Linked DNA regions of Homo sapiens: region 2 is linked to region 1. Evidence: read pairs that join two places in POLR2A ChIA-PET (ENCODE). Cell type or tissue: OCI-LY7. All regions are shown on one strand. Links, peaks and the distances in the headings refer to the core of each region. The heading gives the core; the rest is flanking DNA. Region 1 has its middle 24 kb from the start of SGMS1-AS1. Region 2 overlaps SGMS1 (sphingomyelin synthase 1).

The links. Peaks named below come from ENCODE experiments on the same cell type or tissue, not always from the same donor. Only the 100,000 strongest peaks of a DNase experiment are listed, where the experiment ranks them.
Region 2: POLR2A ChIA-PET joins it to region 1 with 21 read pairs; 5 of 35 experiments call an interaction of 5 or more read pairs at or near these places.

The regions. Positions count from the first base shown.
Region 1 is chr10:50,643,001-50,654,922 of GRCh38, reverse strand. No RefSeq gene overlaps it. Among named protein-coding and RNA genes, the nearest start is that of SGMS1-AS1, 24 kb to the right of the region's middle. RefSeq lists enhancers at 5,876-5,935, 6,146-6,295, 6,316-6,475. In OCI-LY7, for the core only: no CTCF peak of the experiment used is centred there; DNase peaks (open chromatin) are centred at 2,942, 6,132 and 6,452; H3K4me3 peaks cover 4,009 bases; H3K27ac peaks cover 7,410 bases.
Region 2 is chr10:50,590,511-50,602,432 of GRCh38, reverse strand. All of the region lies in intron 1 of SGMS1 (sphingomyelin synthase 1), which reads left to right. It also overlaps the pseudogene RNU7-107P. Among named protein-coding and RNA genes, the nearest start is that of SGMS1, 27 kb to the left of the region's middle. In OCI-LY7, for the core only: no CTCF peak of the experiment used is centred there; no DNase peak of the experiment used is centred there.

The DNA of each region.
Region 1 (11,922 bases), core at 2,677-10,676:
CTTTCCTTTCACTGTGTTCTCCTCAACTACTCCCTGTGCTGCTCAGCACTGTCTGTGCACCTTCTTCTGGGGCTGCTTGTCGCAAGAGGGGTTAATCCTTCTAGTGTTTGGAATTGGGGTTTGGAATCACTTCCAGATTGAGAGTGAGATGAAAAATAAAATATGTTGTGTACTAGGCAGAGGAAGTAATGGTACTTCCTGGAGGTGAGATGACATAAGGGTAGGGAACACTGGGATGCACTGCCCAGATGTCTCTTCAGGAAAGACTTATTCTCCTTTAGGAAAGACCAAGTCTCCTGAGGACTTACTTTCCTTGCTGCTAGATGATAGCTCTCTGGGTCACTTCCGTTGGGGCATTGCCTTAGTTGCAGATAGACTCTTTGCCTGAGGTCACAGCCCCTGCCTTAGTTGCAGATAGACTCTTTGCCTGAGGTCACAGCCCCTGCTGGAGGCCCACAGCCAGTGGCTGATCGACAAGAGGTATGAAGGTTGAGACCTCTCTTGTCCCCAGTCAAGTCACCTTGGAAGGGTTATCTTATTTTTAGAACTCCCTGAAGGATCGCCTGAGGCTTTGAGGCTGTGCTGCAGTTCAACTACTAGCTCTGCTCCATCCTGCTTTCTTTCCATGGGTGTTGACCACATGGGAACACCCTAATAAACCTCCTACACATTGGTCTCCATCTTGGAGTTGGCTCTCCAGGGAGTTCAATGCTGTGTTATGGTGTTACACACCATCACTGATTTTTTTTCAACCATCTCCCAGCAATCTTGGCATGTTCTTTTATTCAAATTGTTCTCCCAACATTTTCCCCCATGAGAGCCACAAAAAAATGGAGGATCTGGGCAGATAATTAAGGAAGGCACTCAGGCATTAGGTTAAACAGGCAAAGTTCACTAAGGGAACTGAGGGTTGAGTATGGGAAGTGCGTTCAGTAAGAATCTGCTAGAACCAGGGTAAAGGCAAGGGCTGAATCAGCAATAGATTAGCATTGAGTGTGGAGCTTGTTACACATCTTCTGGCTAAGAACAGGTTTAGCCTCAGAGTCTGCGGAGCCAGAAAGGAGAAAGAGGAAAGAGGAAAAGGTCGGAGGAGGGAAATTTGGAGCTTAGAGGTCAACAGGTTAGAAATAGAGACAGGAAACTAGGCAAGTGATAACACACACACACACACACACACACACACACACACACACACTGTATTTGGGAAAAGAACTGAGCTTAAGGAGGACTACACCCTTGAAATAGCTTCCCCTTTCAAGGTTCTTCTCTGCAAAATTAAAGACGACCTTTTTTATTAAAAACCTCCTGACAGAGATTCCTCACATTCATTCTCCTAACATACATTATACACGGGGAACAAAGCTGCAGGAAACATAATGGAAACAAGAAATATAAATAGCTAATCTATATTTATGAGCACAGGAAGGAAGTGTCAGCCAGTGTCAGGAAACAAGAAGGGGGATGTTAGGGTCCAGAAAAGGAGCAGGTAGAGGAGGCTGCTGACTTTGCTTAGTTCCATCAGGGTTGGAGAATTTGCATTTTGAGTGGGTCCAGCAGATGGTGCTGCTCCAGTAGAGAGCAGGAAAATCGTTTTGTATGTTTACAATTCTGAACGAATATGATTTGTAAAATTCCAACCCTATCTCCTCAGACATTAATATATGTACAGACACTAGTGTTTACAGCAAATCCTAATCTTGGTTTCATCAACTATCTGGGTCATTCTTATTTCGTATAGTAGCAATGCTATTGACAAGTTTCATGATCTTCTCTTGCCAGTTCCTCCCAGGATGATGGGATTTGGAGTCAATCCTGCAGTAATTGCTGGCACTATCACCTGCTGTCTTGTGTGCTTGCGTGATAGTGCATCTGAAAAACATCTTCAGAAATGCACTGTTAATGCTTTGTCTGTTTCTATAAATATACTAAGGTTTAAGTATATACCTAATTGTATATAAGAGCCATAGTAATATGAATAATATTACACAGGCAGGAAATAAGTCAATAAGTCATTAAAAGGTCATTGTCTTAGTGTGCTAGGGCTGCCATAACAAAATACTATAGATGGAGTAACGTAAACAATAGACATTTATTTTTTTTCATGGTTCTTGAAGCTGGAAAGTCCAAGAGCAAGGTCTGGCAGCAGTGTCAGGTGAGGACTCTTTCCCTGGCTTGCAGATGGCTGCCTTCTCACTGTGTTCTCAAAGGGTGGGAAGAGATCTCTCTCTCTCTCTCTATCCCCTTCTCTTTCTGTCTTCCTCTTTCTCCCCTATCCTGCCTCGCTCTCTGACACTTCTTACAAGATTACCAATCCTATCAAATTAGAGCCTTACTCTTATGACTTATTTAAATCTTAATGGCCTCTTAAAGGCCCTATCTCCAAATGCAGTCACCTTGGGAATTAGGGTTTCAACACATGAATTTTAACAGGACACAATTCAGTCCATTGAAATTGCTAAATATAAAAGGACTAAAAACGTAGCTGTGCCGGTAGTGGTAAAATGTGGGAACCAACACATATTTTCATCAGACGCAATACTCATTATCCTTGACTCTAATCCTAAATTGTGAGAAAATAAATTTCTGTTTATTTTTAGAAATGACTGAGAATTTCCAGCCACCAGGTAGTTTCCAAAATGTTTCTTTTTCCTTTTTTGTTTGCTTCCAATTTTTTAAAAATTTCATACCTACAGAGAAGTTGAAAGAATAAACATCCATATGTAGACTCACCACCAACTGTTCACATTTGGCCACATTATCTTACTTCTCAATCACAGGCTTTCAGCTTGGAATGTAACTTAAAGGATGTTTGAGTCAACTTTCATTCTATACACAATCTCAGTACAAGGGGTCATTGGCCTCTAAGATCTCTGGTGATGAGGAACTCAGCTATCTTTGAGTTAGCTGCTTGTGTTTTTTAGAGGCCTCTGGTTGTCACTAAGTTTGTGCTTAAACTGAAACCTGGCCCTCTATAACTTCCACCAGCCGGGCTTTATATAACCCTTCAGCTAGACAAACACTAATTCTAGTTCCTTTCTTATACGATAGCTTTGTAATGTTTGAAGGCAGTACACATGTCCCCTTCTTTAGTTTGAAAAAAAAAAAGACTAGCTAGCTGTGATTCCTTCATCCATGCCTTATTTGGAGTGGTAAGAAGTCTTTACTTGCTTGAGTAGTAGGGTCACATATTTACAAAGCACCACTGAAATTCTATAAGACAATGAGGCTTCTTGATTTGCTCTAATGGATGCAATCTTTCTTTACTCACTCCAGTTGGCCCAGTCTCTTTGGGGTTTGTGGAAATCAGGAGTCCCCCAGGACAACCCTCAGGTTCAATAATTGATAGAACTCACTGAAAACTGTTATACTCGCAGTTATGGTTTATTACAGTGAAAAGTAAGAAATGAAAATCAGCAAAGGGAAGAGGCATGATGGGGCAGGGTCCAGGAGAGTTGCAAGTGCAAGCTTCTAGTTGTCCTATCACAGTGGAACTCTAGACAGTGCTAATTCCTCCCAGCAATGATGTTGGGCAATACGCACAGAGTATTGCCAGCCAGGGAAACTCACTTGGGCCTTGGTGTCCAGAGTTTTTAACTGGGGCTTGGTTACATAGATATGGTTGACTACCAGTAGATATGGTTGACCACCCATTGACCACCTTAGCTTCCAGCCTTCCAGAGGTTGGGTTGATATTGCAAGGCCTAAAGCCCCACCATAATCACATTATTAGCATAGACTATCTGGCATGGTCTTAGGCTGCCAGGTAACCCCATCTTATCAGGCAGGACATTACAAAGGCTTAAAATACTCTCAGAAGCAAAGGCCTAACTTCTCTTTGTGCAAAGTTCATTCTTTTCCACACAGGGTAGATTAGCTATCTTTCCAATATCCCCTTTGTTCATTCCCTACTTCTCTACCAGATGGTGTTTGGGCATGTGGATCCCACTGTAGGGGGAGATGAGCCTTGATATGAGTGCAGGGCCTATCCTATCTCCTGCCTCTGCTCTGAAGTGGCTGATCCAGTCAGGTTCCCACAGCCTTACAGTGGTCTTCCCCAAGTGCAGTGTTGTTCCTAGGCTCAGTTAGACCCACCCTACCTTACATTTGCCAGGACTGCAGATGCCACCGAGTTCAGCCAGGTCCTCTCTCTAGCCCCTGGCCTTGACGTTAGTGTTATCTCACCCCTAACTACAGAGGCTCCATTATAGCAGGTCCTGAAGCTGCCAATTCTGTTACCTACCTTGTCTGGTTCTACAGGGGGAGTCTGGGAACTTCTGGAGCCCTTCTATGCCTTTTAAGAGGAAAGGCAAGTTTAGGAGTGGGAACACAGGCCCTCTTTCTGTGGAACCATGCCTCTCTGCCGCCTTCCTTGTTCTGTGGTAGCACCAGGTTGGTGTAAGCCATTCTACACCACAGTCTCTTCTCAGAGTTCTGAGCTAGGACTGGGGCACAAGCCCCCTCTGCTTTTGCATCTGGCTCTCCCCCAGTTTATGTACCATATCCTCTTCTTTCCTCTTCCAGACTGTGGCCCGGAGGAGGCAAGCCAGGACACAAGTGTCTGCCCACTTGCTTTTGCTACAATTTGCCTTCTGTTATTTTTCCCACAATCCACCAGGCCAACAGGAAGAACTGCTTCTATATCAGGTTTTCCTCTATCCCCAATAAGGAGGTATTTAGGCTATATTAGTTGAATAGTAGAACCAGATATAAAGAAGGGGATAGAATGGCTGGGCATGATGGCTCACAACTGTAATCCCGGCACTTACGGAGGCCGAAGCGGGCAGATCACTTGAGGCCAGGAGTTTGAGACCAGCCTGGCCAATATGGCAAAATCCTGTCTCTACTAAAAATACAAAAATTAGCTGGGCGTGGTGGTGCATGCCGCAATCCCAGCTACTCTGGAGGCAGAAGAATTGCTTGAACCCAGGAGGTGGAGTTTGCAGTTTTCTAAAGGGAAAGAAAACTATTAATATTTTCAAAATATTATCTCTATTATGCTTGTATAAAGAGTTCAGTAGCAATGAAAACCTGACCCATGGAAAATAGGAAAACTTCTTCCCTTTTCCCTCTTTCCCTTCTTGCCATCTTTCTTAAAGCCCATAGACTTCACAAATAACTTAGCAACTAAAAGGTCGTAGTTTTGGAAATGGAAGGCAGGTCATGTGATTCACTGGAATTTTAATTTTCATGGTAATGATAATAGCTGCCATTTATTTGAACTCTATGTACCAAGTATTGTGCTGAATTAATTTAATTTAATTTAATTAATTTAATTCTCCCCAAAGCGCTATTACTATACCATTACCCCCATTTAGCAGATGAGAAAACAGGCTCAGAGAAGTTAAGTAATTTTCCAAAATCCTATAGCTGGCACTGGAATTTAAAGCCAGTACCATTAGACTACAGGGTCCATGCACTGATTGACTACCCCTCCTAAACTGCCTTTTGATGAGGGATTCATATTTCTGTTTTCTTTGTAATTGCCACATAAGGCATTCAATAAAACACTACTTTATGCTCAGCTGCACTCAGTTTTGCAAGCTTCCAAGGATCCCTTGGTGATAAAGGAGTAATGTGGCACTTAAAACCTGGTCTGATATTGGCATGCACCCTAAAAATGCTGCTGGTATTACTGAGGGAACCAGCCGCTTGGGACTCTTACCTTCCTAATCGCTTCTTAAGGGAACTTGTAATGAATCTAATTGGAAGCATCTACTTAATTCCCTACAAGATAATATCACATAAACCAGAGCAAGAAAGGTGTTAAAATCAATAAATGAGAGAGAAAGAACTGAAAATATAGAGCTAAGGATAGGAGGGCAGGCAGGGCATTGTATATTTGTAGCTCAGGAGAAAAGTCTGGGGCACTTTTTGATAACTGCTGTATGTGCAAAAAAATGTGTTTGGGTGTGGGAACTATGAGGACGTATGTTCCTTTAGACATCTGATAATCTAAACTATGGTAATTTCTGTGGGTATCAGTGAAAAATCTGTGCTGCTGATCTGTTCAAAGTGCAGCACTATGGGCAGATTTCAGATCATACTGAGAATTGAGGCCGTGTGACTGTGATCAAGATTGTACTGGAGCCATCATTTGGTTATTCATTTACCCATTACGGAGTTGAGCTGGGGCTGGGCACGGTGGCACACACCAGCAATCCCACCACTTTCGGAGGCAGAAGTGGGAGGATTGCTTGAGCCCAGGAGTTTAAGACCAGCCTGGGCAACATAACAACCCTGTCTCTACAAAAAAATATTTTAAAAAATTGGGCTGGGTGTAGTAGCTCACGCCTGTAATCCCAGCACTTTGGGAGGCAAAGGTGGGTGGATCACTTGAGGTCAGGAGTTCAAGACCAGCCTGGCCAACATGGGGGAAACCCCATCTCTAGTAAAAATACAAAAAAATTAGCCACGCATGGTGGAGCACACCTGTAGTCCTAGCTACCCAGGAAGCTGAGGCACAAGAATCACTTGAACTTGTGAAGCAGAGGTTGCAGTGAGCCAAGATCAAGCCACTGCATTCCAGCCTGGGCAACAGAGTGAAACTCTGTCTAAAAAGAAAAAAAAAATTTAGCCAGGCATGGTGCCTGCCTGTGGTCCCGTCTACTCAGGAGGCTGAGGTAGGAGGATAGCTTGAGCCCAGGATGTCAAGGCCACAGTGAGCTGTGATTGCACCATTGTACTCTGGCCTGGGAGATGGAATGAGACTCTGCTTCTTTTTTTCTTTTTTTTTTTCTCCTTTTATGGGTAGGACTTGGGTGGGTGGAGATGATATGATGGGGATGGACATTAGAGGGGAAGTCATTAGTGAGCAGAGAGCTAAAGATGGGAAAACGCGGTGTGTGTTCCGGGGTATGGAGAGTTATTTTCTCCAGCTAGACTTTCAGAAGAAGGAAAGAAAGAGAGACAAAACCAGAAGAGCTGAACAGGATCAAATTGTGTAAAATGATGACTGCTAGGACCCCAGGACCAGTGCTCAGTGTGAACCACAGTGGCACTGGGAGGGCCTGGGAGTAGGAAAATCAGTGAGGAGGCTCTGAGCTTGGGTGGGGCAGAAAGGGTAACTTTTTTATGTTTGCTGCTTCCGAGGCTGCAGTAACAATACAGTCCCTCAGTCACCTCTTCCCTCATGGTTGTTCCCACTGTGTGTCTTGCTGGTTTCTCCTCTTGGTAAACCTCCACCATCCCCCGGAGTTGTATCTTTTGTCTTCCTCTCCTCCCCAACCATCTCCCTTCATTACATATCTTAAAAATGTCTTTTATTTTTATTTATTTATTTTTTGATATGGGGTCTCACTCTGCTGCCCAGGCTGGAGTGCAGTGGTGCAATCATAGCTTACTGCAGCCTCACCCTCCAAGCCCAAACAATCCTCCTACCTCAGCCTCCCAAATAGCTGGGACTCCAGGGGCACACTACCACACCCAGCTAATGTCCTTTTTTATTATTTTTATTTTTAGTAGAGACAGGGTCTTACTATGTTGCCCAGGCTGGTTTCAAACTCCTGGGCTCAAGCAATCCATCTGCCTCAGCTTCCCAAAGTGCTGGGATTACAGAAATGAGCCACAACACCCAGCAAAAAATGTCTTTTAGCAGTTTGGTTTTAGCTCACATTTCTGGGGAAATGGTCCTCAACGTCTCCTCCAGGGAGCAATGTTATCAGGTTGGTAGTGGCAGCTGCCAGACTGCAAAGAGTAAAAAAGGAGGCTCTGAATTAGAGGCAATGACCATGCTGAAAGGAGAAGAGAATAAGATAGGCTTTTATTTTTTTTTCTCTTTTTTTTTTTTTTTTTTTTTTTTTGAGGCGGAGTCTCACTCTGTCACCTAGGTTGGAAAATGCAGTGGCGTGATCTCAGCTCACTGCAACCTCCACCTCCCAGGGTCAAGTGATTCTCGTGCCTCAGCCTCCCAAGTAGCTGAGATTACAAGCATGCACCACGATGCCTGGCTAACTTTTTGTATTTTTAGAAGAGACAGGGTTTCACCATGTTGGCCAGGCTGGTCTTGAACCCCTGACCTCAGGTGATTGGACTGCCTTGGCCTCCCAGAATGTGGGGATTACAGATGAAGATAGGCTTTTAAATCCTGGGGTCAGCAGTCTTGGAAGAAGCCAAGTCTGGAGAGAAGCTATGGGGTATTACAAAGAAGTTATTCATGTACAAAGTTAGGAAAAGGGCAGCAAGAGTTAACATTTATTAAAGCTCAGGTTAAAAGGATAGTGTTTTAGTTCATTTTCTGTAGCTTATAACAGAATAGCTGAGAATGGGCAATTTATAAAGAAAAAGAATTTATTTCTTATAGTTACGGAGGCTGAGAAGTCCAAGATTGAGGGACACCAACTGGTGAGGGCCTTCTTGCTGGTGAGGACTCTGTGCAGAGTCCCCCTTTGGCAAAGGGCATTACATGGCAAGGGGGCTGAGTGTGCTAGCTTGGGTCTCTCTTCCTCTTCTTATAAGGCCACGAGTCCCACTTCCATGATCATCCATAGTCCATAAACCCATTAAGCCATTAATCCATTAATGGTAGACCCCTCACAACCCATCACCTCTTAAAGGCCCCTTTCTCAATACTGCCATATTGTTGGTTCAATTTCAACATGAGTTTTGGATGGGACAAATATTCAAACCATTGTAGATTGTCTTGTCTAAATGGATTGAAACTACTCAAAATTAACTTCCTATCTCCTGACTTCAATAAGTCTCTGTCTCTGAGGAACTATTTTCTCCATTTTTTCCAAGACTGCATCTTCTTAAAGCAAAAACAACAAAAACCTAAAATCCGATTTGTCATAGGTGTAATAAGTCAATCATCTAGAATTTCAGTTTGTGTGAAACCAAATATGCAGATAGTTTGAATTGTTAATGAAAAATTAACAATGAAAAATTTCCATCCCATCAATGTCTAATTTGTGTCCCACCATCTCCACAGATTTCTCACTACCCTTGTGAATTCGTAATAGTTGCTGCCTCTAAAAGCCCCCAGATCTTTTATTTCTGAGTCGTTCATTCCAGCAGGTAGTCTGGGCAGTCTCTTTTTATTTAGGCCTTTAAAAAATACTCTAAATTCATTTTTCCCTCAACTGGTATTTTCAAGCCATTTTAAGAATAGTTTTTTATTTCTCTTTAAGATATAAGTGTATATAAAGTGTATATTTTTTTTCTGGACAACTCTGGGAGTACAGTTGTCCAGAAAAATCCACTGATACAAAGTTACTTCACTTCCTTCAGGATATCACAGCTCCTTTTAAACAACAACAACAATTATTATAAGAATAGTAAAGATAAGTCTTAACATGTAAATCCTTGGAAGGAGTTTCATTCAAAAAAATGAACTTCCTATTAAGGAACAAATAAACAGTACTTAATCAATTTATCTTTAAAGGTAAGATTTGAGAGGGGAGGATACCAGCTCCTGAAAGGACAGCAGGTTGAAAGAGAGACTTAAAGCACCTGGGTTGGCTCCCACAGGATGTGGAAGCCACAGAGTCATCTAGATTTACTTCCCAGTTTCCTCATCCATGTTAAAGGTAAACATTAAAGTGGAGTGCATTTCTATCCCTGTTTTCCTTTCTCTGAGTTTGAAATCCAAGTTTTCATTGGATAGCTTCACTTAATGGGGTGCTCTTTTGTTTTCATTATTGTTCACAGAAAAAGCTGTATTTATGGCCTGCTAGTGAATTTGAATAAATTGGGTTTAAAATGATTTTCAGGGTTTTTAATGTATTGACTGCTTTGAAAAGAACAAAAGCAACTCAGAACAATGCCTGTGGCAAATTGCTTGGTACTATTAGAAAATTTCACTTATTTACAAAGAAATATTTCTTTTAAAAAATGGAGACTCTATAATAGATTTAATGCTATACATAGCTAGTTGTTCCTTAAAATAACGAATTGTTTGCAAATTTAATTAGGTCATATATATAGCAATATGTTTAAAATAAGACCTCTTTCCATTCATTACAGCCTATTTCATAAGATAGAGAGTGCTATCCTTTAATTGCACAAGGATGCAGTAAATTATAGTCTTAAAATTCCCTACCAAGGTCTAATTTGGGTCAATGCTGAGATGATGGTGCTTCACAACTTAGCCACAACCAAATCTTGATGAATTTGCAGCAGAGACTCCAGAGATAGTTACTATCTCAAATTATAGTTATTGAAATGACCTGTACCCTTAAGTAACCAGGATCTTTTCACAAACTTTAGCTGAAGAATGGCAGCTAACAGAACTGAATCAATGAGGCTCAGCAAAAAATTTAAAGAAATCTTTTGGTTGATCAGTGTTCATGAGAACCAAAGATCTGAACATCTGCTCTTCTAATTCTTGTAGGACATCTCTAAAAGTAAAGCCACCCATTAGCTGTGTTTCTCAATTTCAGCTACAAAGATTTTAAGACTAATGCCTAAATTCCTCCTCCAAAGGTTTTAATTGGTTTAAGGTGCAGCCTGGATGTTGGGATTTTTACAAGCTCCCAATTGATTGAAAGAAGAAGCCAAGGTTGTGAACTTTAAAGGTTTACAGGTTTCTAAGTTTAGTGGCAACCTCACAGCTGCTGATAATTTCCTCTTAAACCTAACAATTCTGTTTCACTTAGCCAGTGAATGGTGATATCCCTCTAGAAAATAAATACCCAAACCTGGACCTTCCTTTGTTGATGAAATGAGAGTTTCTTAAGCTGGCATGAGTACTTTTTATATTTCCCTCATGGCTCTAATATATAGCCAGGGTTGCAAACTGCTGCTTTACAGTTATTTAGACCTAGCCAATGTGATGCTCTTTCAATGTAGATAACTGAAGAAAATAAACGTGATTAATCATTAGAGCATTTTATTTAAAAATGGAATTTTGCTTAATAACGATTCAATTTTTGTTTATATCACTTATGTAACAGATATATGTTCCAGTTAGAATAGCCTTCTTCATCTAACTTACAGTGCCTGGGAGGCAAATCCTAATACCTGACCAAATTGTACCTAAGTGAAAGAAAATTGGCATTATGAATACAGCAAGTCCTCACTTAACATCCTCAATAGGTTCTTGGGAACTGCAACTTTAAGTGAAATGATGTACAACAAAACCAATCTGACCATAGGCTAATTGATATAAACTAATGTTAAGTTCCTAAGCCCCAAAACACTTCTAATATTAAACATTGAAATAAATGTGAGCTATACATATATTTAAGAAAGATAAATAAAAACAACTAAGATGATTATTTACCCCATTATTCTAGTTCAGGGTCTCAGGTGGCCAGAACTCACTCAGGGTGCAAGGCAGGAGGAACTATCCCTGGACAGGACACCAGCCCATCACAGGGTGCGCTCACACAAAACCACACTCACACTGGGACCATTTGGAAACAACAATGAACCTAATGGGCACATCTTTGGGATATGGGAGGAAACAGGAGTACCTGGAAGAAACTGATATAGACATGGGGAGAATGTGCAAACTCCACTCAGACAGTGGCGCTTGCTGAAAATGGATATTTTTCTTATCAACCTTATAATGAAATGACATTGAACGATGACATTATTCAAGGACCTGCTGTACATTTTAGTTCAACAATTTTTCTACCTAAATGTGAGGAGTCTGTCACTCAGTTTCCAATACCAGATTTTTTCCCATGGGCTTAGGGTGTCTACTCTTTTTTCCTTTTAATTTACATTTTATTTTATTTTATTTATTTTTTTTTAGAGGCAGGGTCTTACTCTGTAGCCCACACTGGAGTGCAGTGGTGTGATCATAGCTCACTGTAACCTTCAACTTCTGGGCTCAAGAGATCCTCCCACCTCCACTTCCTGAGTAGCTAGGATGACAGGTGCATGCCACCATGTCTGGCTATTTTTATTTTTTGTAGAGACGGGGGCCTTCATATGTTGCCCAGGCTGTTCTCGAACTCCTGGCCTCAAGCAATTCCTCCC
Region 2 (11,922 bases), core at 1,711-9,710, 52 kb after region 1:
GACACAAGTGTTAGTTAAATAAGGACTGAGTTAAATAAGGACTACCCTGAAAGAACTTTAAATGCTATGACATAAGGTAGGACAGGTGAATTCAGAAGTAGCTCCTGTGGGAAGCAGAACATTCTCCCTGCATTTGCAGAGCCACAGAGTGGCTGGTTATTGGAAGTAGGCATTGGAATGAACTTGAAGAAGCAGAGATGGGGCAGGGTTTTCTAGGCTGACAGGATCATTGATTGACAGCTCAGCAGTGGGAACAGTGTTTGGAGAGATTAAAACAAGGTGATTCAGAGTTACCTGAACTCTGTTATCAGAGGCGAGTATCAGGAGAAGAATAAAGTGTCCAGAGAATGGGTATTGGTTGAGCATCCCAAATCTGAAAATCCCAAATCTGCAATGCTCCAAAATCCAAAACTTTTTGAGCACTAATATGACTCCACAAGTGGAAAATTTCACACCTGACCTCATGTGATGGGTTGCAGTCAAAACACAGTCAAAACTTTGTTGCATGCACAATGTTATTAAAAATATCGCATATAAAATTACCTTCAGGCTATATGTAGAAGGTGGATAGGAGACATAAATGAATTTAATGGGTAGACTTGGGTCCCATTCCCAAAATATCTCATTAGGTATATGCAAATAATCCAAAATCACAAAAATTCCTGAAATCCAAAATACTTCTGGTTCCAAGCATTCTGGAAAGAGGGTATCCAACCTGTACTACATCTGATGAGTAGTGTTAGGCCCTTACTTAATGGAGCACAATAGCATGCTAGAAGAAGAGCTGATGCTGTGGAAGCAGACCATCTTGGATTAAAATTTAATTCCTCTTTTATTGGCTGCAAGGCCTAGGGTAAGCCACTTAACCTTTCTGAGCTTCAGTTCTCATGTCAGGTATGTTCTCACTTTGGCTACAAGAGGTTAAGAATGTGGAAGTGGGTTCTTGCCTAGCCATTCCATTCTGTCTTAAGTGGTCCTCTTGTCTATGGAAATTTGAAACAGGCAGCTAAATGATGAGAAAATTAAAACTTTTTGGTTGGTCACAAATGTACAAAGTGACTTCCTTTACATGAGGTCATTTACCAAGTGATACAAGTAAAATGTGAAATTGTCTTGCCTGCCAAATCCATACTTCTTCCTGTATCTTGTGAAAAAGTCCAACATCCTCTTAGTCATCAAGACAGAACCAAGGAATCATTTACAATTCCTCTTACCCCTGCATCCTTCCAGTCACCAAGCAAGTTCATTTTACCTCTTTTTATTAGCTCATTCTCGAGCCCCTATCACTTGGTGCCTGGATTTCTGCTACAGCTGCCCATTTTCTGCCCTTCTTCATTTCATCTTCCCAACTGTAGTCACAGTCCTCTTTCTAAACTGCAAGGATGATCATGTTAGTCACTGCTTAAAAATGTGTCTGTGGTTCCTTGGCCCATGGGTTAAGACCTGAGAGTCCTAGTTGAACACATGGGTTTTTATTGTCATGCCCTCTCATCTGCCTTCCTGTCCTTTGTGGTTCCTTGCTGCTCTACTCTCTCACCCCTGCTTCTCTCCTCTGATTTGTCCTCATCTTCCTAGACTCGGTTCTTGGCTATTTCTGCATAGTGGTTTCCAGAGTGGATGTGCTTGAGAACACAGCCTGTTTTGTCAAAAATTAACGTGTTCTTAGTGTCCAGCATGGTGTCTGACACATAGAAGACTCTCAAAAAGGTTAGTGGAATAGAAATGGATAAGAAATGGCTTTTCTATCTTCACCCAGCCAGGAGGACTGAAGCTGGGTAACAGAAGCATTCTCTTTCAGCACCTTTCTGTCTCCATCAATTTGGCATCTGCTCAACAGCCCAGCTGTTGATGGGAGAGAAGCATATGGTTGACTTGAAAGAGGCAGCTGGGATGTGATTGGGTGTTCAAAATATATTCATTCCCCTTCCCCCATATAGAATAGCAGTAATAACACCTTCTATTTGTATTTGCATTCTCCTTGAGTGCTTCCACAGACATGATCTCATCTGGGCGTGTCACTAATAGCCTGAGTGCTAGATGGAGAATGTGATTGTCCCCATTTTGTAGATGCAGAATAGGAGATAAAAAGGAGTAAATACATTTGCTCAAAGTTAGTAAATTGATAGTGGTATAACCAGACTTCAAGCCCAAGCAAGTGCCCTTCTCTTTTCCCTCCTCTTTCATAACCAGCAGAACCAGGTTATATGAAATTGATGTTTTTACATGTAATCATCAGAAAGAAAAGTTGGCAAAAGTAATTGTGTTTGAAAAGTTTACTCTGTGTTAACTTTGCATGTGGGCATTCTTTGTAACTGTTAATTTCCCCAATCCTCTGGTTCTGGTTAAGTGCTCAGAGTTATATGCCGCCTTGGGGTCACTTGGCTGAAATAGCTTGAAGCATGTGAAATAGTGTCCTGAGGCCCACTCTGGATAGAGATGAAGGATTTGTCATATTTCAGTTGGTCAGTTTGGGAATATTGTTGACTTCAAGCTATTTCCCTGCCTGACAGACTAAGTGACAATAATAAAATCTTAGTACTTCTTTCTTTCTTTCTTTTTTAAAATTTTTTCTGAGACAGTCTTGGTCTGTCGCCCAGGCTGGGGTGCAGTGGTGCAATCTTGGCTCACTGCAACCTCTGACTCCTGGGTTCAAGCAATTCTCTTGCCTCAGCCTCTTGAGTAGCTGGGATTTTAGGCACGTGCCACCATGCCCAGCTAATTTTTGTATTTTTAATAGAGACGGGGTTTCACTATGTTGGCCAGGCTGGTCTCGAACTCTTGACCTCGTGATCTGCCCACCTCGGCTTCCCACAGTCATGGGATTACAGGCATTCTTAGTGCTTCTTAAGTTAACGTTAAGTACTTCGTAAGTATACATCCCATTCTGTTAATGCAATGGTTTCTTCTCTCCTAGAATTCTGGAGTCTTTGAATAAACTTAAGTAGGACAAGTAAAAAAAAAGGCTCCCAGCACTTAACAGTCATATTCTTAATTTCCAGGAATTTCTAAATTTTGAAAATTACAGCCTCTGAAGTGGGCTGTTGCAGGGAAACTGTTCCTACGTGTTTTATTAAATTCTATATTCTTAGCAGCAAAGATGAAGAAGGCAGAGTGAGACTGAAAATGCAAGGGCAAAAGCAGTTAGGACACAACCAAGATATGCAGACAACATGCAAGTTTTTGATGGGAGCTTTTTTGTTACTGTTTTTTTGTTACTGTTTTTTTGCAGTCACTCTGTTGATCACATGAAAATCTGTATAGTTTTGTTGTTTTATCAGTCCTCATTCTTTTTGTCTGTTTCAGCATTTGATTCTTGAGTTATTCCAGCTCTCTTGTCCCCAGCCCCTGTGAAAGCTCTCTTCTCTTGGCTTCCATTATACAGTGGAGTGGTATTCTGGGTCTCTTATCTTTTCTCTGCTATTGGCTACTTTCATCACCTCACTTTACCATTCAGACATGTTGATGGTTTCACTTTATTTTATTCTCTGGTGATATTTGTGCAGATGTATACTATTTTTTTTTCCTGTCTGGGTATTTCTCCTTATTTGTTTTGCTGTCTTCCTAGACTCAATAGCTTTTGAAAAATTGACTTTAGAATGTTTGTTGCAGGAAAAGACCTTCAAGATCACATGCTTCATTGTTCATTTTAGAGGTAGGTAAACTAAGGCTCTGGGAGGTGATGTGGCTTGCATAATTTCATGGAGTCACTCATTTGGTGAAATCAGTCTGGAAACCAAGGTCCTTGACCCTCAGTACTTCTTAGAGCCTCTGTTTATTTCTGATACCCTGACTCCTGATGGTCTCCTGTCCCATGATTGTTCCCTTGGCAAGGAACTTCAGAGCTATATGACCCTCACATTTCACCCCTTCTCCACAACTGTCAGATATCCAGCCATTCACCAAGACCCATCAGTTATTTCTATGATTTTTAAATGCTACTTTTTAGTAATTTTTAAATTTTAAAAACTTAAAATTCAGTAAAATTCACTTTTTGGAAGTGTATAGTTCTGTCCTAGTTAGTTTGGGCTGCTGTAACAAGAATACCATAGCTTGGGTAGCTTAAACAACAGCCATTTATTTCTCAGAGTTCTGCAAACTTGAAGTCCGAGGGTGCCAGCTAGCATGATTGGGTTCTGGTGAGGGCCCTTCTTGGGCTTCATAGATGGATGCCTTCTTACTGTATCCTCACATCCAGAGAGAGAAGTCATCTCTCTCTGTCCTGTCTCTTCTGATAAGGGCACTAATCCCATCATGAGGGCTCCCTGCTCATGACCTTCCCAAAGGAGTCCTCTCTGAATACCGTCACACTGGGGACTAGGGTTTCAACATATGAATTTTGTGGGGCGGGGCGGGGGAGGGGAGCACAAGCATTCAGTGTGTAGCAACTTCTGTGAATTTTTTTTTCTTTTTTTTTTTTTTTGAGACGGAGTTTCACTCTTGTTGCCCAGGCTGGAGTGCAGTGGTGCTATCTCAGCTCGCTGCAACCTCCGCTTCCTGGGTTCAAGCAATTCTCCTGCCTCAGCCTCCTGAGTAGCTGGGATTACAGGCATTCACCACCAAGCCTGGCTAATTTTGTATTTTTAATAGACACAGGGTTTCTCCAGGTTGGTCAGGCTGGTCTCGAACTCCCAACCTCAGGTGATCCACCTGCCTCGGCCTCCCAAAGTGCTGGGATTACAGATGTGAGCCACCACGCCCGGCCAGTTCTGTGAATTTTAACACAGACATTAATTCACGCAACCACCACTACAAACAGCATACGGAACAATTTCCTCACCCTTCAAATTCTCTGGTGCTGCCTTTTTGTAGTTTAAATCCTCTTTCCTCCTGAACTCCTGGCAATACTGATCTGTTCTCTGCCTTTATAATTTTTTCTTTGTAAGACTATTATGTAAGTGGGATTATACAGACTTTTTGAGACTAGCTTTCACTTAGCATAATGCATTTGACATCCATCCACATTGTGTGTATCAAAGGTTTGTTCCTTTTTATTACTAACTAGTATTCTGTTGTATGGATGTGCCATGGTTTGCATATGTATTCACCCATTGCATTCCCAGCAGCAGAATATGAAAGTCCTAGTTGACCTGTATTTTTGCTGGCATTTAATATTTTCAGTTTATGCAGTTCAGCTATTCTAATAGGTGTGTAATGGTATTTCATGATGATTTTGATTTGCATTTCCCTAATGATTAATGATATTGAACATCTTTTCATGTGTTTGTTTGGCATTCATACATCTTGTGCCCATTACGATATGTGTTATGCTCATTGTCATTATCATAACCTTGTTCCAGGTGGTTATTATGCCTTTTTATATCAGCATTGTTGCTCACCTACCGCAGCATATGCCAAGGTCAAAGCACTGAGCCAGGGACTTTGTGTACCTAATCTCATTTTATCCTTAAAATCTTTGTGGAATTAGTAGTGCTTTTTATTTTTGTGGTGGAGAAAATAAAGACCCCATGTTCAAAACATACTGAGTGCCTACCATGTGCAACGAGCCAGTTGTACCCATCTGCTAGTCTGTGGGACTAGCAGTCACTGACTTTAAGCAAGTCAGTGTATGAATCAATTTCCTTTTCTGTTAAATAGGGATCTGTATTATGATATGTTCTCTCAGGGTTGTTGAGTGAGGGGTTTTAAGAGAGAATGCAGGAAACATGCTGAGCAGGAGATCTGGCTCATGATGTATTCTGAGTAAATGTTAGCAATAGCTGCTTCTGTGTTCTTCAAACACCTCATACTGACCTGAGGTGGTTTCTCTCCCTCCCTGGCCACTTTTCTAGTCAGTAACAGAAAGGTTAAATGTGCCAAATGTTTTACTTTGAGTCCATTCCAGCTCCAATGTTTATGTAAAAAATGATATCATAAAGGGTTGATCTAGTTAGCAAGGTTATTGTGCTTACAGTAGGCCAGAATGTGGAAGCTATCATATTAGTAAAAAAGAAATTGGGCTGGGCGTGGTGGCTCACGCCTGTAAGCCCAGCACTTTGGGAGGCCGAGGTGGGCAGATCACCTGAGGTCAGGAATTCAAGACCAGCTTAGCCAACATGGCGAAACCCTGTCTCTACTGAAAATACAAAAAATTAGCCAGGTGTTGTGGTGAATGCCTGTAATCCCAGCTATTCGGGAGGCTGAGGCAGGGGAATCGCTTGAACCAGGGAGGCGCAGGTTGCGGTGAGCTGAGATCGTGCCATTGCACTTCAGCCTGGGCAACAAGAGCGAAACTCTGTCTCAAAAAAAAAAAAAAAAAATCGTGATACAAGTAAGATCTTTTAAAAATTATTGAATCATCCATCTTGAATTATGTGAGGCTTTATATATGGAAGCAAGAAAATGTTTAAAATTACCTCCCTGCTATTTCCTGCTAGATTGCTGGGGCTTGTTTTCTCTTAATCTTGCCATTGCCAAGCATACATCTGATGCCTGCTGTGTGCCAGGTGTTAGTCTCTCTAATCCTCACAGCAACCCTTTGAAATAAAAGATATCCACATTTTGCAGAGGAAAACATTGTGCCTGAGAGGCCAGTTGCCCTGCCCAGTGGAACCCAGTCGTCTTCTGACTGAGTCCTCTGCTCTTATCGGCACCCACTCTGCCTCAGTCTCATTGTGATGGGGGCATGAAAGCTACTGTCACTAGGAACACTGGCATACCTTCCCCCAATATGGCATCTGTTTCCTTCATGGGGACTGTTTCCAGGACCTTAAGGTCACACTTGCCTACCACAAGCCCTGAAATTAGATGGTTTTATTTTGTCTAAAAGGCCCACTGTGGAAACAGCATGAACTTTGAAGTCAACAATAGGTTCAAGTGGTGTCTCCACCATTTTATTTTACTGCCTATGTGATTTTGGCCAAGTTACTTAAACTCTCAGAGCCTGTGATTCTTCACCTATAAAATGGGAATAATACATACCCGGTAGAGATGTGGAGAGAATTAGAAATAACACAGTAGGCTGGGCATGGTGGCTCATGCCTGTATCCCAGCACATTGGGAGGCTGAGGCTGGTGGATTACCTAAGGTTAGGAGTTTGAGACCAGCCTGACTAATACAGTGAAACCCTGCCTCTACTAAAAGCACAAAAACGTTAGCCAGGCATGGTGGTGTGCGCCTGTAGTCCCAGCAACTCACGAGGCTGAGACAGGAGAATTGCTTGAACCTGGGAGGTGGAGGTGGCAGTGAGCCGAGATCGTGCTACTGCACTCCAGCCTGGGCAACAGAGCGGGACTCCATCTCAAAAAAAAAAAAAGAATGCAGTATGCAGTAGAGTGCTTAATAAGTGCTTAGGACATTGTAGATGCTTATTAACTGGTAGCTACTATCATCACCATTGCAGGGCCTTCTGACTTGTCTTGGGGGACTGAAGAAGCTGTCCAGAGTGGTGGTTAAGAATATGGGCTCTGGAGTAAACTGCTTGGGTTTAAATCCTTGTTCTACCACTTATCAGCTGTGTGACTGCATAACTGAATTCCTTCCTGTACCTCAGTTTCTTCCATCTACAAGATGGGAATAAACAGTTTCTACCTTGTCGGGATAAATGATTTTAAAAAGACGAGAACTGTCAGGAGGTTGAGTTGAAATGAACTTATTTTGATTATCTACTGCCATTGTTTCTTCCCATGACATATGAGTCTCTTTTAAATTTATGATAACATTTCTTCTTTCCTTCCTACTCAAATTGAGATAATTTCTCATTATTTGTATTTCATGCTGATAAAAACATTTGCTATCACATTTTTCCTAGAAATGCAGATTAAATTGTAAAAATTACTATTTTCATCTAAGAAACTGGATTAACTAAACCTATAAAGGACAGCTTTTTATAGAGAAAATAATTGAGAATTTTTTGTAGAATTACTATAAATAAAATCAAGTGTAATAAATAACAATTTTATAGGTAAAAATATTAAAAAACCTAACCAACTGCCTGTTTAAAAAAACACACATAGATATTCCATTATTTCACAGAAATTATTTGATTCTCCTGTTTTAATCTTGAATTTGGCTGGGTTGCATGTGAATTACTCTTTTTCTCCTTCAAGAAGATACCAGTCAGGTGGGCCCATAGTATGTGAATCTACCAGGAAGAAAACAGCCTCTGAATTTACTGTATGTCTAGAAATCAAATTTGACTTATACCCATGGGCAGTGTGTGGTGTTGGCTGGGTTTGCATCATTATTCTGAAGTCTGTACTGATGTCGTGTGACTAATATGTTCCAGCTGTCTAGGTCACTGCTTTGGAGTACTATTTATTTGTAGTAGTGATGCTGCAAATAGGAAAAGCTTTCCCTTTTGTTGGTTGAAAGCTTTCCTGGTAATTGGCAAAACAAGCATGCCTCTTATTTGGAGAGAAACTGGAAAGGCGGCTAAAGAGTCAATTGTACACAACCACTTTGGAAAACAATTTGGCATTAGAGGAGTTGAACACGTGCAATCCGTAGTCCAGCTCTCCTCTCCTAGGTATATACCCTGGAGAAATTCTTGCCTGTGTGTACCAGAGGACACACAGTAGAATGTAAATGGCAGCATTATTCAAAGTAGCAGAAAATTGCAAAATCCCCAGAGGGTCCCCAACAGTAGAACAGAACAGTAAATTGTGGGTATGTTCACACAATGAGAACTGTATCGTGGTGACAAAATGAATGAACTAAAGCCACATGAGTCAACAGGGATGAATCTCAAAATCTTAAGAGGCAAGTCTAGAAGAGCACATACCGTATTGTTTCATTCATAGTAGGCTTAGAATCAGCAAATCACAACAACATATTGATAGCACATATGTGGCAAAACCATAAAGAGGAGCCAAGGAATGATTGACTCAAAATTCAGGCTAGTGGTGAATCTTGGTGGTGGAAGTGGTGGTGAAGGATGATTGGGAGACATGCAATCAGGAAAGACACACACACACGGCTTCCAAAAAAAGAAAAAAAAATTTAAACACTGGTATTAGGTACATGAGATTTATTTTATTATTCTTTACACCTATATATGTTGATAGGTTACTTATCACTGCATAACAAACCTCAAGACTTAGCACCTTAAAACGATAATACACATTTGTCATCTCACTTAGATTCCATGAGTAGGCCAGGAATTTGGGAGCAGCTAAGCAGGGTGGTTCTGACTCGCAGTCTCTCATGAGGTTGCAGTCAAGATGTCAACTGAAGCTGCTGCCATCTATTTGAAGGCTTGACTGAGGCTGAAGGATCTGGTTCCAAGATGGCTCACTCACATAGCTGTTGCCAGGAGGCCTCAGTTCCTTGCTGGTTCTTGGCAAGAGGCCTCAGTTCTTTCCCACGTGTATCTCTGCAGAGCTTCTTGAGCGTGTCCTCATATCAGAACAGCCAGCTTCCCTCCGAAAACAGAGATGGAAGGTGGAGTCTTTGGACTTTTGCAGTCTCACGCCAGCATTTCAGCAATATTGTAGTGGTTCCCACATGCCAGCCCTGTTCCAAGTGGGACGGGACTATACAAGCGCATGAATACTGGGAGGCGGATATCACCACGGGCCATCTTGGAGGCTGGCTACCACAGTTAAACGCACTTTTAAATATAGTATATTTCACAGTAAACATTTTTTTAGAGACAAACTAAATTGGCGAGCTCATTTTTCTTTAGTAATAGTGCAGCCATCCATTTAAATGAAAAGTTTTATAGATACTGAATGTGTTACCAATTAGTATGGGTTTAAAGAAATGTCAGTGATGTAGCTGAGTATTTGAGTGGCCTGAGCTTGCCTGACAAGAACGTACCTGAGGCAGGGGAGTGGGCGGGAAAGGCCATGAGGAAAGGAACTTCAGTAATACTTGCGCCGGGATCTGTGGTGGGAGATGGGATGATACGTGCCTGGACTTCATTCTACGTGTACCTAGATCTGGCAACAATCTGAGACTCTTGATTTTGAAGAGAATTCTCCACATGAAGGGCCATTGTGATATTAAAATCTGTTTCAGCCCCATACTTTTTCCCAAGACCATCTTTAATGAAAAAGGAGAGAAGGGTCCACCCCTTGCTACTCACCCCCACATCTAAGAGCATGGCCAAAAATGACCTAGGCAAGCAAGGACAGGGGCCTTAGCTTAAAAATCTATGCAACGATTACATTCTAATCCATAATTTATACTTGTTTTAATGTTAACAACTTTTAAATTATTGATTCATTTACTTAACCTTCCCTCACCAAAATCTTTGAGTAACACTGATGTTTCTGGAAGCTATGTCATGTTTATTTTTCTTTAGCTTTGTTTGGCTCTTGGCATAACTTCTTAGTGAGTATTCCTGGGGGTCTAAGTGTTCTGGGTTGTGAGGCAGTGAGTCGCACCATCTCCCCTTTGTGGATCCCAACATCCTTGTGAGCAGGTGTTGCAGCCCTCAGGTGAGGAAGCAGCCGGAAGAGGTTCTCTCCATTTTTAATGAAGCTAAAAAGTGGAGGAGATAGGCCTGAGAGCCAGGTGCACGGGGTTCCAGACTGGCTTTCTTTAGGCTTTTGTACACCAGTACTTCGCGTGTTAGTCATTGATACTGCTAACTCTCTGTGTCTACAGAATTCTGGTGATTAGCAGATGAAGCGCCAAGTAGGGCCATCATGCAGAGATGTCACGTTCTCCCCAACTGTAGTTTTGATGCTGCTTCCATCTTTATTTGCGGAGCTGTGTCTGTGGCATTATATTCTAGTGTATTTTGCGTTTTATAAAAATGAAAGGAAAATCCTCAACAGCAAATATAACTGCCTTTCATTATGGAGAGGTTACAAATCGCCAGCGATGCAGTGTGATGCTTGTTTTCCTTCTGTTAGTGAACAGTGTGCTCTTTTGAGGAAGAAGGAAAAAATAAAGTGCATGTATGTATATAAATGGCAAAAATACATTAAGGGTTATTGTGTCTACAAGAGAAGTATAATTACTAATAGTAATTATAGTAATTGGTAATAATGATTATAGTATTAATGGTACTATTAAGAAAGATTGTGAATATATGCTTTCAGGGAGCACACTGCAGTGCCCGGCTGCCTCCCTGGTGTGATGTGTTGTTTGGCCATTTGGCTGTGGGGTTGGTTTTAAGGAAGGCATCATGTTCGGGAGCAGGAGGGTGGAGGTGATCTGTATAGTGAGACAAGCCCAGGGCTTGGGGTCAGAAGACAAATAGGAGTTTAATCTCTGGTGCTTTCTAGTTGAATATCCTTGTCAGATATCATCTCTGACGCTTAGCTGCCTTCTCTGGAAAATGGGATCCATAAACCCTGCTTACCTCACAGGGCTGTGATCAAATGTGATGGGTAATGCCAAAACAGAAGGTATCGTCATGGCAACAGGAGTATGACTTTCAGGCCATGATACCACTTTGCCGCAAACTTGTGTGTATTGTAGTTGAGTATACTGTAGATTGGATCTGAATACCTTTGCTGGAAAGGATTTGAGGAGGTTCAGCAATTCCTGTGTGGTTCTAGGTGGGTACGTGGATGCCTTCTAAGTGTGGTCTCAGAAATCCAAGGTCAGAGTAAATCTCAAGTCATTGAAGCTCCAGTTTTTGTTAGAGTGGATGTTTGGGCTACATCACTGCCCTGAAATTGCTGTGATTCGACAGGAACTGAGGCAAACCTTCAGCTATAAGATGAAGACCTAATGCATGGTGACTATAGGGAATAATAATGTATATTTGAATTTGCTAAGACAGTAGACCTTATGTGTTCTCACCACACACACACAAATGGTAACTACACTGTAAGGCTCTTTTAGAATTTATCTAGCAAGTTTTCTTGTTTTTACCAGAAAACTCCTCAAAAAAAAGGGAATTGTATGAGGTGATAGATATGTTAAGTAGTTTGTGGCAATCATTTCACAATGTATACATATATAAAACCATCACCTTGTACACTTTAAATATATGTAATTTTTATTTGTCAATCATACTTCAATAAA